Linked DNA regions of Homo sapiens: region 1 is linked to region 2. Evidence: read pairs that join two places in POLR2A ChIA-PET (ENCODE). Cell type or tissue: endothelial cell of umbilical vein. All regions are shown on one strand. Each heading gives the region's core, and the rest is flanking DNA. Links, peaks and the distances in the headings are about the cores only.

Region 1 (16,752 bases), core at 8,538-11,037, 110 kb after region 2:
CCTGCCACCACATCCGGTTAATTTTTATATTTTCAGTAGGGACGGGGTTTCACCGTATTGTCCAGGCAGGTCTCGAACTCCTGACCTCAGGTGATCCACCAGCCTTGGCCTCCCAAAGTGCTGGGATTGCAGGCGTGAGCCACCGTGCCCGGCCTGGAAATTTCATATAAACAAAATCATCAAGTATGTGGCATTTGGTGCATGCCTTCTTTCACTTACCATAATGTTTTTAATATTTATCCATGTTAAAGCATGTATTACTATTTCATCCTTCTTTATTTTTTTTTTTTTTGAGACGGAGTCTCGCTCTGTCACCCAGGCTGGAGTGCAGTGGTGTGATCTTGGCTCACTGCAACTTCTGCCTACAATTGCCAGATTGTAAAGGAAGGGCTAAAACTATCCCTTTTTACATACATACGTACATGAAATATAGAGAATTCTAGAGAATCTGCGAAAAATTTTTAGGGCTAATAAATGAGTTCAGCAAGTTTGTAGGATACAACATCAATATATAAAAATCAATTGTTTTTCTATACACTAGCAATCTGAAAATGAAACTTAGAAAATAATTTCATTCAGCATAAAAAGAATAAAATGTTTAGGAATAAACTAAAAAAAGAAGTGCAAAACATATACTCTTACCAGGTACAGTGGCTCACACCTGTAATCCCAGTACTTTGGGAGGCCATGGTAGGAGAATCATTTGAGGCCAGGAGTTTAAGACCAGCCTGGGCAACACAGTGAGAACCTCATCACTACAAAAAATTAAAAATTTAGCTGGGCATGATGGCACACTCCTCTTTGGGAGGCTGAAGCAGGAGGATTGCTTGAGCCCAGGAGTTCAAAGCTGCAGTGAGCTATGATTGTGCCACTACACTCTAGCCTGGGTGACAAAGTGAGACTCTGTTGCTAAAAAAATTACAAAACATGTTGAAATAGTACTAGTACTTTGAAAGGCCAAGGCAGGAGGATCACTTGAGTTCAGGAGTTTGAGACCAGCCTGAGAAACATAGTGAGACTTCATCTCTACAAAAAGTGAAAAATTTGGCTGGGTGAGGTGGCTCATGCCTATAATCCCAGCACTTTGGTAGGCCAAGGTGGGCAGATCACCTGAGGTCAGGAGTTCGAGACCAGCCTGGCCAACATGGTGAAACTCCGTCTCTACTAAAAATGTAAAAATTATCTGGGTGTAGTGGTGGGAGCCTGTAGTCTCAGCTACCTGGGAGGCTGAGGCAGGAGAATTGCTTTAACCTGGGAGGCAGAGGTTGCAGCGAGCTGAGTTCATGCCATTGCACTCCAGCCTGGGCAACAAGAGTGAAACTCCGTCTCTAAACAAAAAAAAAAAAAAAAAAAAAAAAAGAAAGAAAGAAAGAAATGGCAGGAATGGACATCCTTTTCTTGTTCCTGATCTTCGCGGGAAAGCATTTTGTCCTCCACCATTAGGTATGGTGGTAGCCGTGTGATTTTTGTTGATGAACTTTATCAGATTGAGGAAGTTATTTTTCTTTTCTTTTCTTTTCTTTTTATTATACTTTAAGTTTTAGGGTACATGTGCACAACGTGCAGGTTAGTTACATACATATACACGTGCCATGTTGGTGTGCTGAACCCAGTAACTCGTCATTTAACATTAGGTATATCTCCAAATGCTATCCCTCCCCCCTCCCCCCACCCCACAACAGGCCCCGGTGTGTGATGTTCCCCGAGGAAGTTATTTTTCTATTTGTGTTGAGTGTTTTTATTCAGAAAGAGTGTTGGATTTTGTCAGATGCTTTTCTGCATCTACTGAGACGATCATATGATTTTGGTTTTTATTCTATTAATATGGTACATTATATTCATTTATTTTGTACATCAAACCAATCTTACATTCCTGGGATAAACTTTTTTTTTTCTTTTTTGAGATGGAGTCTCACTTTGTTGCCCAGGCTGGAGTGCAGTGGCGTGGCCTCGGCTCACTGCAAGCTGCACCTCCCAGGTTCACGCCATTCTCCTGCATCTGCCTCCCGAGTAGCTGGGACTGCAGGCGCCCGCCACCACGCCCGGCTAATTTTTTTGTATTTTTAGTAGAGACTGGGTTTCACTGTGTTAGCCAGGATGGTCTCGATCTCCTGACCTTGTGATCTGCCTGCCTCGGACTCCCAAAGTGCTGGGATTACAGGCATGAGCCACCACTCCTGGCCAGCATAATCCTTTTTATATGCAGTTTGCTAGTATGCTAGTATTTGGTATCAGGCCAATATTGGTCTCACAAATTAGTAGAAAAGTGTTCCCTTCTCATATTTTCAGAAGGTTTCGTGAAGGATTGGTGTTCATTCCTCTTTAATACTTGGTAGAATTCTCTAGTGACGTCATCTGGTTCTGGGCTTTTATTTATAGAAAAGTTTTGGCTGGGTGCGGTGGCTCACGCCTGGAATCCCAGCACTTTGGGAGGCCAAGGCGGGTGGATCACCTGAGGTCAGGAGTTGGAGACCACCCTGGCCAACATGGCAAAACCTCGTCTCTACTAAAAATACAAAAATTAGCCGGGCGTGGTGGTGGGTGCCTGTAGTCCCAGCTACTCAGGAGGCTGAGACAGGAGAATAGCTTGAATGCGGGAGGCGGAGGTTGCAGTGAGCCGAGATTGCACCACTGCACTCCAGCCTGGGCAACAGAGCGAGATTCCATCTCAAAAATAAAAAAAAAAAGAAAGGTTTTTTAATGATTCATCAACCTTTCTACTTGCTATAGTTCTATTCAGGTTGTCTATTTTTTAAGCAGTTTGATAGTTTGGATCTTTTTAGGAATGTGCCCCTTTCATGTAGGTTATCTTATTTGTCGGCATATAATTGTTCATCGTATTCTGTCATCTCTTCCATTCCTGGTTTTAGTATTTTGAGTCTTCTTTCTTTTATTTCTTTTTTTTGTCAGTCTAGCTAACTGTTGTCAATTTTGATTATCTTTTCAAACAACCAACTTTTAGTTTTGCTGATTTTCTTCATTTTTATTCTATTTCCTATTTTGTTTCTACGGCCATACCACCCTGAATGCACTTGATCTTGTCTATTTTCTATTTTGTTTATTTCTGCTATAATAGTTATCATTTTCTTCCTTGTGTTTGCTTGATTTGGGTTTAGTTTGCTCTTCTTTTTCTATTTCCTTAGGGAGAAAAGTTAGGTTATTGATTTTTGGCCTTTACTCTTTTTAACATACAGGCATTTAGAGCAGTAAATTTCCCTGTAAGCACCAATTTAACTTCATTGAATTTAAGGTAGGTTGTGGTTTTTTTATTTTCATTCATCTCAAAGTATTTCTAATTTTCTATGTGATTTCTTCTTTGACCCGTTAGTTATTTAGAAATGTGTTGTTCAGGCCAAACACAGCGGCTCACGCCTGTAATCCCAGCACTTTGGGAGGCCAAGGTGGGTGAATCACCTGAGGTCAGGAGTTCACGACCAGCCTGGCCAACATGGTGAAACCCTGTCTCTACTAAAAATACAAAAATTAGCCAGGCATTGTGGCTTGCACACTGTAGTCCCAGCTACTTGGTAGGCTGAGGCAGGAGAATCGCTTGAACTTGGGAGGTGAAGGTTGCAGTGAGCTGAGATCACGCCATTGCACTCGGCTGGGCAACAAGAGAAAACTGTCTCAACACCAAAAAAAAAAAAAAGAATTGTGTTGTTCAATTTCCAATATGTGTGAATTTCCTGAAATTTCTTTTACTATTATTTCTAATTTTATTTCACTGTGGTCAGAGAACATACTTTGTATTATTACAGTCTTTTAAAGTTTTCTGAGCTTTTTTAATGGCCTAACATATGGATTGTCCTGGAAAATATTCCATGTTCACTTGAGAAGAATGTGTATTTTTTAAAATTTATTTTAATTTTATTTTATTACTTTTTTTTTTTAAACAGGGCCTCACTCTGTCACCCAGGCTGGAGTGCAGTGACACAATCTTGGTTCACTGCAACCTCTGCCTCCCAGGCTCAAACAATCTTCCCACCTTAGCCTCCCAAGTAGCTGGGACTGCAGGCACTCACCGCCACGCCTGGCTAATTATTGTATTTATAATTGTCCAGGCTAATCTCAAACTTCTGGACTCAAGCGATCTGTCTGCCTTGGCCTCCCAAAGTGCTGGGATTACAAGCATGAGCTACCACGCCTGGCCGAACATGTATTTTATAGACACCTTTGAATATCTTAGAATGTTGGGTGTTATTATTACTACTATTATTTTTGTAGAGATAGGTTCTTACTATGTTGCCCAGGCTGTCTCAAACTCCTGGCTTCAGGCAATTGTCCAACATTGGCCTCCCAAAGTGTTGGTACTATAGGTATGAACCCCCATGCCTGGCTGAATGAATGTTGGATATTCTATAGATGTCTTTCATGTCAAGTTGATTTATAGTGTTGTTAATATCTTCTATTTCCTTGGCCATCTTTTATCCAGTTGTTCTACCCATTATGGAAAGTGGCAGCTAGGCACAGTGGCTCACAACTGTGATCCTAGCACTTGGAGGCCAAGGCTGGAGAATTGCTTGAGGCTAGGAGTTTGAGACCAGCCTGGGCAATATAGCAAGACTCCATCTTAAAAAAAAAAATAGAGGCCGGCATCGTGGCTCACGCCTGTAATCTCTGCACTTTGGGAGGCTGAGGTGGGTGGATCACCTGAGGTCAGGAGTTCAAGACCAGCCTGGCCAACATGATAAAACCCCATCACTACTAAAAATACAAAAAATTAGCTGGGCATGACGGTGTGCACCTGTAATCCCAGCTACTCAGGAGGCTGAGGCAGGAGAATCACTTGAACCTGGGAGGCAGAGGTTGAAGTGAGCTGAGATTGCGCTACTGCACTCTAGCCTAGGCAATGAGCAAAACTCTGTCTCAATAAATAAATAAATAAATAAATAAATAAATAAATAAATATAGGGGCTAGGCCTGGTGGCTCATGCCTGTAACCTCTGCGCTCTGGGAGGCTGAGGTGGGCGGATCACTTGAGGTCAGGAGTTTGAGACCAGCCTGGCCAACATGGTGAAACCCCATCTCTACTAAAAATACAAAAATTAGCCGGGGCGGTGACAGAGCGAGACTCCGTCTAAAAAATAAATAAATAAATAAAAATCTGTTCCACCAATCTCTACCTATTATGTGAAGTGTTCAGTAATACACATTTAATGTAATTGCTGATAAGGAAGGATTTACAACTGCCATTTTGCTGTTTGTTTTCTGTATGTATTGTGTTTTTTGTTTCTCTTCCTCCATAACTGCCTTCTTTTGTGTTAACGTCAGGCTTTCCCACAATGCTAGTTTTGATTACTTGATGACCAAGAAATATTAACTATTCTGAGATTGTACATATGACTTTAAATCTCATTTGAGATATTGATTGTTCTTCACTGTTCCAAAAAAAAAAAATCATGAGTAAGATTTCAGAAGGATACGGTTTAGGATTTATTCACTGCTTACTTGAAAAATTTGCCAGGTGTGGTGGCTCATGCCTCTAATCCTAGCAGTTTGGGAGTCCAAGGTGGGAGGATCATTTGGGCTTAGGAGTTTGAAACCAGCCTGGGCAACATAGTGAGACTTCATCTCTTAAAGAAAAAAAATAGAAGGCTGGGTGCGGTGGCTCATGCCTGTAATCCCAGCTCTTTGGGAGGCTGAGGCTGGTGGATCACCTGAGGTCAGGAGTTCGAGACCAGCCTGACCAATATGGAGAAACCCCATCTCTACTAAAGGTACAAAATTAGCCAGGCATGGTGGCACATGCCTGTAATCCCAGCTACTTGGGAGGCTGAGGCAGGAGAATCGCTTGAACCTGGGAGACGGAGGTTGTGGTGAGCGGAGATTGCGCCATTGCATTGCGGCCCAGGCAACAAAAGCGAAACTCCGTCTCAAAAAAATAAATAAATAAAATAAAAATTAAAAAAATAGAAAAGAAAAATTGAACATATCATCAGTGACAATAAAATATTTTTAAAAGTTTTGTGTCTCAATCTTTTCATTATTTATTATCACAAGAAATTACGTGTCTTCTAGGCCAGGCGTGGTGGCTCATACCTGTAATTCCAGCACTTTGGGATACCAAGGTGGGTGGATCACTTGAGGTCAGGGGTTTGAGACCAGCCTGACCAACATGGTAAATCCCCATCTCTACTAAAAATACAAAAATTAGCTGAGTGTGGTGGTGGTTGCCTGTAATCCCAGCTACTTAGGAGGCTGAGGTGAGAGAATCGCTTGAACTCAGGAGGCAGAGGTTGCAGTAAGCCAAGATCGTTCCACTGTACTCCAGCCTGAGCAACAAAGTGAGACTCCAGCTCAAAAAAAAAAAAAAAAAAAAGGGAAAAGGGCCAGGCCCCATGGCTCACGCCTGTAATCCCAGCACTTTGGGAGGCCGAGGCGGGCGGATCACTGGAGTGCAGGAGTTCGAGACCAGCCTGACCAACATGGAGAAACCCTGTCTCTACCAAAAATACAAAAAAAAAAATTAGCCAGGCGTGGTGGTGCATTCCTGTAATCCCAGCTACTTGGGAGGCTGAGGCAGGAGAATCGCTTGAACCCGGGAGGTGGGCTTGCAGTGAGCCGAGATTGCGCCATTGCACTCTAGCCTGGGCAACAAGAGCGAAACTCCATCTCAAAAAAATAAGTGTCTTCTATATGCCAGGCAATTTTATAGGCACTGGGAAAATTACAGTGAATAAGACAGACTGGGTCCCTGTCCTCAAGAAGCTTGAGTTCCAGTGGGAGAGACAGTTAATAAATAAGTGAATAAGTATATTCTAAAATACACAGAAAGACAAAGGACAGAAAGAAAATGAGGCAAAGGACAGGTGTGGATCATCCTGGAAGGGCTATCTTAGATTGGAGGGTTAAAAGTAGTAGTTTCTGAAGAAGTGACATTTGAGCAGACACCTAAATGAAGAGAGGGTTCAAGTCTTAAAGATTTACTGGAATAGAGTGTTTGAAGCAGAGAAAATAGTAAGTGCAAAGACAGACATGTGCTTGGCCTATTTCCAGAACAGCAAGGATTCCCATGGGACTGGGTAGGAATAAGCAGAGGGACTGCAAGTGAGGTAGCCAGTGATCACATATATATGATTTTATAGGCCTTTTAGATTTTAAGCCATTAGAAGGTTGTGAGCAAGGGAACGGCATTGTTACGTTTTACACTTTAAAAACATCACTCTGGGTTTTGTATAGAAGATAAACAGTAGGAGAGCATGCGTGGAAGTTGGGAGACCGATTTGGTTGACACAGCCTTAGTTGACCTCCAATGAGTCATGCCTTGTGTAATATTCTCCCTTAAGTGCTGACAGAACCTGTGACTTGCTTCCAATGAACAGAATATGGCAAAGATGATGGATGTCATTCTCATGAATATGTTACATTACATAAGACTTCATCTTAGCCGACCAGAGTGTGAGTGATTCTGCTGAAGAAGCAAACCACCATGGTGTGAACTGCTGTGGAGAGGGCCACTTGCAGGGAACTATGAGACACTTCTAGGACCTACAGATAGCTCCCAGCCAAGAGCCAGTGAGAAGCTGGGTCTCCAGTTACACAACCACAAAGAGTTGACTTTACCAACAATTTGAATGAGCTTGGAGTTAAATTCTTCCCTAGTCAATCCCTCAGATGAGAATATAGCAAGCCTACATCTTGATTACAGATTGTGGAGGCTGTAAGCTGAGTATCTGGTTAAGCCATTTTCAGACTCCTGACCCACGGGAACAGTGAGATAATAAATGTGTGTGGTTTTAAGCTATTAAGTGTGTGGCAATTTGTTACACAGCAACGGAGAACCAACACAACCAATTAGGATGTTTCTGTAGTAGTCAGGTGAGAATTGATGGTGACTTGAACCAGGCTAGTAGCCATGAAGATGGGGAGAAATGGTTGGATTTGGGATATGTTTTGAACACAGAGTTGATAGATTTGCCAAAAGCTTGGGTATGTTATATGTGAGAGAGAGAGGAGTCTGACTCCAAGATTGGCTCAATAAATACAAATACTCAGCTCATAAAATTCAATTAATTTATATTTTGCTCACCTTAGAAATCAGATCTGGGCCAGGCGCAGTGGCTCATGCCTATAACCCCGGCACTTTGGGAAGCTGAGGCGGGCGGATCACCTGAGGTCGAGAGTTCGAGACCAGCTTGACCAACATGGAGAAATCCCACGTCTACTGAAAATACAAAAATAGCCTGGTGTGGTGGTGCATGTCTGTAATCCCAGCTACTCGGGAGGCTGAAGCAGGAGAATCACTTGAACCCGGGAGGCAGAGGTTGCAGTGAGCCGAGATCGTGCCATTGCACTCCAGCCTGGGCAACAAGAGCAAAACTCCGTCTCAAAAGAAAAAAAAAAAGGAAATCAGATCTGGTTGAATCCTACTGATGTGCTATAGCACCTCTTCCAGGAATGCACTTGACCGCTTTCTAAACCAGGCTTGTTCTACTAACACTTCAAGTTTCAAATGAAATGATTTCCTTCTCTGAAAACTTTCCCATGCACGTTAGCTAGCTTAACTCTTTACTCCCTTTGCTCAAAAATTTCTTATAGCATTTGTCTCATTAATCATAATTTATATGCACTGTCTCCTATAGCTTTTTTTTTTTTTTTTTTTTGAATGGAGTCTCTTTCTGTCACCCGGGCTGGAGTGCAGTGGCGGAATCTTGGCTCACTGCAACCTCTGTCTCCCGGGTTCAAGCAATTCTCCTGCCTCAGCCTCCCAAGTAGCTGGGATTACAGGTGCCCACCACCACCCCCAGCTAATTTTTGCATTTTTAGTAGAGACACGGTTTCACCATGATGGCCAGGTCGAACTCTTGACCTCAGGTGATCTACTCACCTCCCAAAGTGCTGGGATTACAGGTATGAGCCACTGTGCCCAGCTGGGACATAGCTTTAAAAAAACAAAACAAAAAAAAAACTTTATATTCCCAGATCCTAGAACAGAGTCTGGGACATCTAGGAAATATCCAAATGTTTAATGACTGAATAATTGTAGTCATTCTGAAAACATTTGAAATCATCAGATTAACTGTATTTTACCTAATTCTGTCTTCTCATAGCAACATAGTTCATCTCACTATATGATTAACTAAAGCAGACAAGATATGTATGTATGCATATATTACCTGCATCATAAGTATAATGCAATATGCCCATTTGACAATGTTAACTCCATAAATAATAACACTCATAATTGACCCACTGTGCATATGTGTCTGTTTGTGTATGTGAGAGAAAGAGAATTCTATAAGCTACAAAAGTTTTTTATCCAGTTTGAGTTGCAGATCCAAGATTTATCCTCTTGATTTATTGCTTTCTAGCCTTGCAAAAGGACAAAAGTAAAGTTTTTGAAAAGACTTTGTGACAAATCTACTTCAACTACTCCAGAATGTGAAAAACGGATAAGATAGATGCTGGGTCACTTTAAAAAGGCAAAGGAATGTTCCAATATAAAAAATATGGTACTCGTGGGCTAGTTTGTTCAAACACACCGGAGTGACTTTCTAGGCTTCGATCCAATTGTATGATGCATTCAGAAACCCTGTGCCTACTCATAAAAATATCTCAGATGAAAGATTTTGAAATTTGTTTATGAGTTTAACTGAACTGAAAACTGCAATGTTGGCCATTTCTTTTTGTGACCAGAGGGAGGAACTTCTATTCAGTATTGAACCTAATACACCAATGGCTATATTTTCCCTAATTCCAGAAGACAGCACACACACACACACACACACACACACACACACACACACACTTCCTATAAGGACAAGTAACCTCAAAAGATTGGAGCAGTCTCTCTGAATCAGTTCAGGATTTGCCTTAAAGTGTTCATTTTCCTACTCATATCACTCTGGGACACCCAAACTTGCCAATAAATCTCAAATACGTAACTGCTGTCACTTGGGGAAACTTTTTGGCAACAAGACTTATGATCTGAAGCATGATGGAATTTCCGTCTCTCCAGTTAAAAATGATGCTCAAAGCAGCCCATTAATTTGGTTAGTTATTCACAGATTAGAAGCAAATCTGAAATGCCAAGCCCAGAAGAAAGCCAGGCCTAAAAACAACTGAAATGATTTTCCATGGACAAAATAAAAAAGCAGAACAAATCTAGGTTTTTCAAAAGGTTACTTAATCCAAACTTAGTTCTCAAACAAAGATGGAATAACAACTGATAATGACTGATATGCCTTTACCAGTATGAGTTCAAGCAATCCAAGGAACACTACCAGATGGCAAGTCTCAAAATTTGACCTGGTACCTTGTAAACATTCAAGGGATTCTCATTGCTGAAAATGGATAGCAATTAGCATCTACATTTTTATTTTTTTTTTTAAGAGACAGTTTAGCTCTGTCACCCAGGCTGGAGTACAGTGGTGGGATCATGGCTCACTCTAGCCTCCAACTCCTGGCCTCAAGTAATCCTCCTGTGTTGGCCTTCAAAAGTGCTGGGATTACAGCCATGAGCCACCATGCCCAGCCACAATCTACACGTTTATTACACTATATTCACTATATACTATATTCATTAAGCCCCTCATAACTCTATCAGTGACTCTGTTAATGGAGTCAACAGAATGATCAAAAATGCCATTTAGGTGGACACCCTGGTCGATGCCTCCAAGCTTGTCCCAGGCCCTTGTCCTGGCCCCGTGGCCTACAGGGTTTGCCCTGCTATGCATCCTCCAATGCTGGGCTTCGGATTGGCCACAGCTTGCGGATCCTGCCGTGCCAGCTTGTACCTCCACTCTCTCAATCAGATTCTGAAAGTTAAAAAGCACAGTGTCTATTTGACAAATTTGAGGAAATCGGGAACTTTGGGTGACCTAGGCTCTCTAAATGAGATGACCTATCAAATACCAGCAGAGGAAATGCTGGACTCCTAAGCAGAATTTTTTTGGAAGACCTTGCAGATGAGGCTTACCAATTTGAGCACTATGATGTCTCCTTTGGGAATGGTGTCTTAACAATTAAACTGAGTGAAGATCTAGGAACCTATATGACAAACAGCAGACCCCAAATAAGCAAATCTGGTTATCTTCCCCATATAGCATCTGAATAAGTTGCACTTTGTCTTCAAATCAAGTTAAAGTTTGACCTCTAGTTTGTTTTGAGCATCTCAGCTAACGAAGAACACATGATTGTGTCGGAGGCACAATGCAGCCTGTGCAGCATGAAAACCTGAGGCCATGCAAGGAAAGATGTCCCTCATTCCTCATCTGTCTGGCTGCCAATGAAGTAGTTGTAAGAAAGTAAAAGTGAACTGCCCACAGAAAGCTCTCAGACCTACCTCCCTGGGTTATTCATTTGCACTTCCAAAGAGAACATCATGTTGACTGTGAACTGGGGAAGGCCCATATACAGCCAGGCTGAATTCTTTGAAAACCTGGCTGGGCGCAATGGCTCACGCCTGTAATCCCAGCACTTTGGGAGGCCGAGGTGGGAGGATCATCTGAAGTCAGGAGTTTGAGACCAGCCTGGTCAACATGGTGAGACCCTGTTATCTACTATAAATACAAAAATTAGCCGGGTGTGGTGGTGGGTGCCTGTAATCCCAGCTACTCAGAAGGCTGAGGCAGGAGAATTGCTTGAACCCGGGAGATGAAGGTTGCAGTAAGCAGAGATTGCACCACTGCACTCCAGCCTGGGCGACAGAGCAAGACCTTGTCTCAAAAAAAAAAAAAAAAAAAAGAAAGAAAGAAAGAAAAAGAAAACCTAACGGTATTTGCATTTAAAAACAATTATAACCCTACTCCACTTCCAACATTGACATAATTTCATCATTTTAAGGCAGTTAATATTGTACCATTTATCATGCTGTGGTTTGTATTTCTTTGTTCAGAATGAAGTGCATGCCTCCTTCAAAACTGTAAAATAAAATATACATGCTAGTGAAATTAAACAAAATTAGCAGGTAAAGAAATATTTGCTCTATGGTTACAAAAGTCATATTTCAGAGCCAGAAAATACACATATTTTCTTTTAGAGAAAATCAGGTAATTTGCAAATCCAAATAAATAAATAAATAATAAAACCGGGCCGGGCATGATGGCTCACTCCTGTAATCCCAGGCACTTTGGGAGGCTGAGGCGGGCAGATCACTTGAGCTTGAGTTTGAGACCAGCCTGGCCAACATGGTGAAACCCCATCTCTACTAAAAATACAAAAATTAGCCGGGCATGGTGGCGGGCACCTGTAATTCCAGCTACTCAGAAGGCTGAGACAGGATAATCACTTGAACCTGGGAGGCAGAGGTTGCAGTGAGCTGAGATCCTGCCACTGCACTCCAGCCTGGGTGACAGAGCGAAACCCCATCTCAAAAAGAAAAATAAATAAATAAATAAACCAAACATTAGTAATGTAAATTAGTAACCCCACAGGTTTAAGCAAGAGAGCTATGCTAAATTTTACACAGCTGTTTCTATAAAGATACTCACGCACAGAAAAGAAACATTTTGAAAAATATTTTCATGTTGGTTTTCTAGACAGGAAACCAGACTCATATTGCCCTAACACTTGGTTTGCATTTCATACCAGTTAAATTAAAAATTATTGTTACTTAATTTCTCAGCAAACCAATTTTCTAATTTAGCCTTGTTCCAGATTTAATAATTTTTAAACATAAAATGTGGAGTTTTTCTGTCCTTTAATGTTTATGAGATGGTTTATTGTAGCCTTGTGGGAGCTAGCTTAAATAGATATATGTTTCTGGGATTGAAATGACTAACTTTTATAATTCTGGGGTTAAAGGACACAACGTTTTGATGAGTTTGGTACTATATTCTTTTAGGAGGTTAGCCTAGATTCTAATTTATTCAGGGGAATTCTTTACAGATACATAGTTCTCAGTTTTCGTAGTAAGACGTAGTAAGATGAAACTTTTACTTCTTTCATTACTTTCTTAATTCTTCTTTTTTTTTTTGTAACTCATCTCACCACCACAGGCCTTCTTTCGTTCTAATGCAACTGAATTATCATTACCAACTCTTAATTTATTTTTTCAAATTTTAAGTCCAGCCAGGTGCGGTGGTTCAAGCCTGTAATCCCAGCACTTTGGGAGGCTGAGACGGGTGGATCACCTGAGGTCAGGAGTTTGAGACCAGCCTGACCAACGTGGGGAAGCCCCGTCTCTGTGATCTCAGTTCACTGCAACCTCTGCCTCCCAGATTCTCTCGCCTCTGTCTCCTGAGTAGCTGGGATTGCAGGTGCGTGCCACCAAACCTGGCTAATTTTTGTATTTTTAATAGAGATGGGGTTTCGCCTGGTCCTGCTGGTCTCGAACTCCTGGCCTCAAGCGATCTGCACACCCTTGGCCTCCCAAGGTGTTGGGCTTACAGGCATGAGCAATTGCACCCAGTCATGACCTCTAATCCAGAGCCCAGGCAGGTCACTCCACACATTCAGAGCTTCCAACCACTTTTACGGTCTACCATTTTTAACCATAATGGAAAAATCAATGGCTACCAAATCTAAGGAAAATCTCTAATGTAAAAAATTAAACAACAAAACATGGGAGGGGTAAAAAGACACTTGGAGGAAACAGCTATGCAGGAAGGAGAAAATTTCAAATTAGTATTAATATTTTTAGAGAAATAAGAAAATATGTCATAGCCACAAAACAGGAATAGGATACTACTTAGGAGATAAAACAAACAGAATGAAAAGAGCTTTTCAGCAGAAATGAAAAACCCAATAGAATAATTAAAAGATAACATTTTTTAGAAACTCCCAGAAAGTGGAACTAAAATACAAACAAGTGGAAAATAGAAAATAAAATGTAATAAGAAGAGAGGACCAGTCATGAACATCCAACAACTATTTAATAGGAGTTCCAGAAAGAGAGAACATGAAAAACAGAGAGGAGGAAATTATCAAAGAAATAATATAAGAATATTTTCAGGCCAGGTGTGGTGGCTGAAGCCTGTAATCCCAGCACTTTGGGAGACTGAGGCAGGCAGACTACCTGAGGTCAGGAGTTCAAGACTAGCTTGGCCAACATGGTGAAACCCCATCTCTACTAAAAATACAATAATTAGCCAGGCATGGTGGCATACACCTGTAATCCCAGCTACTTGGGAGGCTGAGACAGAAGAATCACTTGAACCCAGGAGGCAGAGGCTGCAGTGAGCTGAGATCGTGCTACTGCACTGCAGCCTGGGTGACAGAGCAAGGCTCCAACTCAAAAAAGAGTATTTCCATAAGTAGGGGATGCTAGTTTCTGTAATGAGAGATTCCACCAAGAGCTGGGACAATAAATGAAAATTAACTATGCAAAGGCATATTATCATGAAAATTTATAATAGTGAGATAAAAGAGAATATCTTAAAATCTTTTTGAATGTAAAAATAAGTAACATACAAATGGTTGGTTATCATAATGGCAGTGGGTTGCTGAACAAACCCCTAGAATCCAGAGGATAATGAATGGATCAATGTCTTCAAAATTCTGAAAGCAAATGAGTCCCAATCCAGCATTCCCAACCAAACTGTTTACCAACTATAGAGCTAAAATAATGATATGCTTCAATAAACAAAGCCTCAAATGATTTTCCTCTCATACAACCTGGAGAATATGGTTAGTGGAACATATCCTCCAGTAGCCCAGGAAACTCATGTAGCTACTGGAGGATATGTTCCACTAAAATGAGGAAGTAAGCTAAGAAAGAGGAAAGCAGAGATCCAACTTGAGAGAGAGGTCTAGGTTTTTCCTGAGATGATGGTGTAGGGAGATCCTAGGACATCAGCTTTCTCAAGTTTAGAGCACAACCAGTCCAGATTGGAGCATACATAAAGAAAGCACCAGTAGCAATCATTCTTTTTAAAAAACAAAATTTGATAGAGTATCTGATGCATGCAAACATATTCACAGGAGTTGTATTCTTCTGGAAGAGTGTTTGAAGATAACTTAATATAAGCTACATAGAAAATTGAGCAAATTAAAAATGAAGGCCAGGTGCAGTGGCTCATGCCTGTAATCCCAGCAGTTTGGGAGGCCAAGGTGGGCGAACTGCTTGAGCTCAGGAGTTTGAGACCAGCCTTGGCAACACGGCGAAACCCTGTCTCTACGAAAAATACAAAAACTAGCAGGGTGCGGTGGCAAGTGGCTTTAGTCCCAGCTACTTGGGAGGCTGAGGTGGAAGGATCACCTGAACCCAGGAGGTCGAGGCTGCAGTGAACCGTGATCACACCACTGCACTCTAGCCTGGGTGATAGATCGAGACCCTGTCTCAAAAACAAAAGAAACAAAAAACTGGCCGGGCATGGTGGCTCATGCCTCTAATCCCAGCATTTTGGGAGGCCAAGGAGGGAGGAACACCTGAGGTCAGGACTTCGAAACCAGCCTGGGCAACATGGTGAAACCCCCCTCTCTACTAAAATACAAAAAAAAAAAAAAAAGTAGCTGAGTGTGATGGCAGGCACCTGTAATTCCAGCTACTTGAGAGGCTGAGGCAGGAGAATCACTTGAACCTTGGAGAGGGAGGTTGCAGTGAGCTCAGATAGCACCATTATACTACAGCCTGGGTGACAAAAGTGAGACTCTGTATCAAAAAAAAACAAAACAAAATAACAAAGAACTACATGGCCCAGCTTTGAATAATATTACATAATTAACTGAATACTGATCTAACCAAAATCTATGCCTTAATTAGGATATCAGAGAGTATGTATTTGTCTATGTTGTAGAGGTGGAGTAAGAGAGTTAACTCTATCTTTCACATTAGGAAGCCACAGATTGTCTCTGAAAGTAAGAAATCAAGAAATAGCAGGGTAAACCTATTAACTAAACATAGAGTGGAAAATGTTAAAAGAACAGCTGAAAGGACAAATGTGGGTACCTCTGGGAAGTAGAAATTAAGGGAAAAAAAGGTAAAAGCGGAGGAGTGCTAATTTCCACAGTAACATTACTGAACTTTAAAAACGATGTACATATAAAACTTTGATAAAATTAAAACTTGTAAAAAAGATTAAATGACACACTGTGTCTCAGAATAACCTATCAGATTACCTAGTTGTAGTAAATAGCTAATATATGATTTTTTCCGTTGTTTTTAACAGAAGAGTAGGAAAATTAGGTGTTTGCTATAGGTTTTTTTTTGCACAAGACGAAGTCAATGACCCAGAAGGTGGAACTTAAGAGCATATTGTCCAAGATAGCATGATGCTGTTACATCACTTGAAATTATGCAGGCCAGACACGATGGCTCCTGCCTGTAATCCCAGCACTTTTGGGAGGCTGATGTGGGATCTCTTGAGGACTTGTGAGCTCAAGGTTGGGGCAAAGGAGGCCAGGAGTTCAAGATCAGTCTGGCCATCAAGCCAGACCCTGTCTATCCAAAAAATAAAATAATTAGCCGGGCATGGTGGCAAGCAACTGTAATCTTAGCTAATCAAGAGGCTGAGGCAGGAGGATTGCTTGAGCCCATTAACTGGAGATTGCAGTGAGCCATGGTCACACGATTGGACTCCAATCTTGGCAACAGAGTGAGGCACTGTCTCAAAAAAGAAAGAAGAAAAGAAAAGAAAAAAGATGAGGTTCTTCCTCTCAGAGGCCATCTGGAGTGGTTCTCAAATCTGACTATTTGTAAGCTTCATACGGAAAGATTTAAAAAAATCCTGATGCTCAGGATGCATCCTAGACAATTAAATCAGAATCTATCTTTCAACCTACCTCAAATGATTCCAATGTGTAGCCAAGGGAAAGAACCACAGCCCTAAGTGTGAGTTTATGAGACTGGGCTATCTGCCATTTCCAAATCTC
Region 2 (2,500 bases), core at 1-2,500:
AAACAAAACCCAACAACCCATTTATGAAAATGTGCATAAGCAATTCTATTAATTGTCTATATTAAAATCTTAAAGGCAACAATCACAAATACAAGGAAGGCAATTATTATCCAAATACACTTTAATATAAATGTAGTATGTTGTGCTTAGATGCACAAGTGGTATGAATTCAGTAACTTTAAAAACTTTCAAAACTAGTACTTCAATCGTATAAAAGGGGGAAAGAAATCCCTAAAAACTATTTCAGTATATTTAATTTACTGTGTATGTAGACAAACTAATATGTACATTAATAAAACTAACAGGTTTCAATTAGTAGATTAAAAATCTGTTTGTACATCAAAGCTGTACCATTTCAACATTTTTAACAATTAGTCTTTTGGATACATCTAACTTGAAGACATTCCAATAAAATATAAGCTCCATGAGGGGAGACTTTTTCTTGTTCACTGCGTTATCTACAGTGTCTAGAACACTACCTGGGAAATAGTAGGCACTCAACAAACACTGGTGACTAAATCAGTAATTCGTTTTAATACTCAAAAAACAGAAAATCATTCAAATCCCAACTGCAAGAAAATTGACCAAAAAAACTAACATTAAGCTTTCAAATGGATATTTCAAGCTTTACCGTTGTAATTTTTTTAAGTTGATACTGAAATCCTAAACACAAATTGACAAGTAGTACTCTGTTCATAATCTGACAGCAAGGGAAATCAGCTTGCAATAAAAAAGGTGCCATCAATAATCTAAAATATGAATCTACAGTATATCATCAAATTGATAATTACTTAATAGAGGGCATACAGATGCTCTCAGGTGACTGAGATCAGTGGAGGCCTGACACAGTGCTTCTCAATGACTAACCCTATCCCAGTATGAAGAAGCGATAATAGCTAATAATACAACAGTACTGTTCACACAGGGTCAAAATCTTTTCTCTATTGTATTCACAGAGACAAAAACACTTCATTAGTCAATGAATTAATTGTGAATTTCAGTTTCTCTAAAGTCTATATTCAGTATGCCAGTTACTTATTTTTATGATATAGTACCCTTTAAGGATGTCATCAAAATCCCTAAGATTGTATCTGTATAAGATTCCCTGTTTTTTTTACACAAAGATTTAATATTTAAGATTATTTAATTCCATACTGACCACCAGTGGACAATAAAGAATCAATAGCCACATGCTTTTCCACATTATGAAAATACTATAACATTTATCTACTTCTACAAAATATTAAGGCAATGTTTGCATCTGCCAATATTTCTATTTTTTGTTACAAAAATTAACTTCTTAAACAATTTTTCTAGCTAGGTTTCCAGAGAGCAATACAATGGTTTAATCATGCTTGTCCATGGAAGATTACCTCATGATATAATGCTCATTTAAGAGTTTTAAATCTGTGCACATATACAAAGAAATTATTAGTTGTAATTACTCTCTGTTCCCATAATTCTCTAACTCAATATGAAGAATTATAATAAGACTCTACACCTTCTTCAAGAACCTTCTGTATAAGCAATGGAAATTAACCTACACACTATATAACTGCAATATTCTGAATATACAGTCCATTATTTTCCTTTTAAAGCTTGATACATACTATTAAAATTATTTATAAATTCTTATATATTTATACATATAAATTTTCCTTATATATAATAATGCACATTTTTATACATATGAAAAAATACTGTACAAGATTAGGTTCCAAACACTTGGAAAAAATATAATATTTATGTTTTCATCAAATCATCCCCCAAACCCTTCAAAATATCAGTATTTGCACCCACCGTCCAGTCCTCTGTAGCTCAGGCCCAGCATGATGAGCGGCCTCTTTAGGAGTCTCACCCAGTGTGGGGGTAGATCCATTGTGAAACACAGGAATCTTTCTCTTTTCCTGAATTTCACAAAAAACATTATTTTCAGAATTCTATTTTAAGAAAACTTGAGATGGCATCTTCAATTAGAGTGAATATCAGATTTTATATTGATTATGTATCTAATCAGTTCTCCTAGAAAAGAATGGTTCCTAAAATAAACTCTCTTCTGAAATAGATTGCTCTTTAAAAATAGAAGCTAATGTCAGTTTCTATTAATATTTTAAATTTGCAATTAGCTTTTTGCATCTTATGTTCTAATTATCAATATACTATAAAATATATTCATACATACCATTTCAAATTCCTATTCACCAATAGCTACAAACGTAAGTAACCTCCAAAAAAGCATCTCTCCCACCAAAACTTTAAAAATACTGCTCCTATTAACTATTGAAAATTACGCTTTACATTAAGAGAAAAGCAAATGTCATTTTTCTTCTACTAAAGTATTTCCCTTAAAAAATAAGAGCTGTTTGATAAACATGTTCCCACAAAAATCCACTTCCCATTACATTTTATTACAAATTCAAGAGTACTATTCACATGATACAGGATTTCTCCCCCTCTGTTAAAGACAAAGAAATGAACTTTTAACTTGTTACATCAAGAG

Evidence for each region. ChIA-PET counts read pairs that join two places held together with the same protein. Peaks named below come from ENCODE experiments on the same cell type or tissue, not always from the same donor. Only the 100,000 strongest peaks of a DNase experiment are listed, where the experiment ranks them.
Region 1: POLR2A ChIA-PET joins it to region 2 with 7 read pairs; 5 of 35 experiments call an interaction of 5 or more read pairs at or near these places.

The regions. Positions count from the first base shown.
Region 1 is chr3:27,514,349-27,531,100 of GRCh38, forward strand. No RefSeq gene overlaps it. Among named protein-coding and RNA genes, the nearest start is that of SLC4A7, 38 kb to the left of the region's middle. RefSeq lists an enhancer at 10,932-11,568. In endothelial cell of umbilical vein, for the core only: no CTCF peak of the experiment used is centred there; a DNase peak (open chromatin) is centred at 9,543; H3K27ac peaks cover 501 bases.
Region 2 is chr3:27,409,842-27,412,341 of GRCh38, forward strand. SLC4A7 (solute carrier family 4 member 7) reads right to left here. Exons shown (of 26, transcript NM_001321103.2): 12 at 1,801-1,907. Among named protein-coding and RNA genes, the nearest start is that of NEK10, 42 kb to the left of the region's middle. In endothelial cell of umbilical vein, for the core only: no CTCF peak of the experiment used is centred there; no DNase peak of the experiment used is centred there.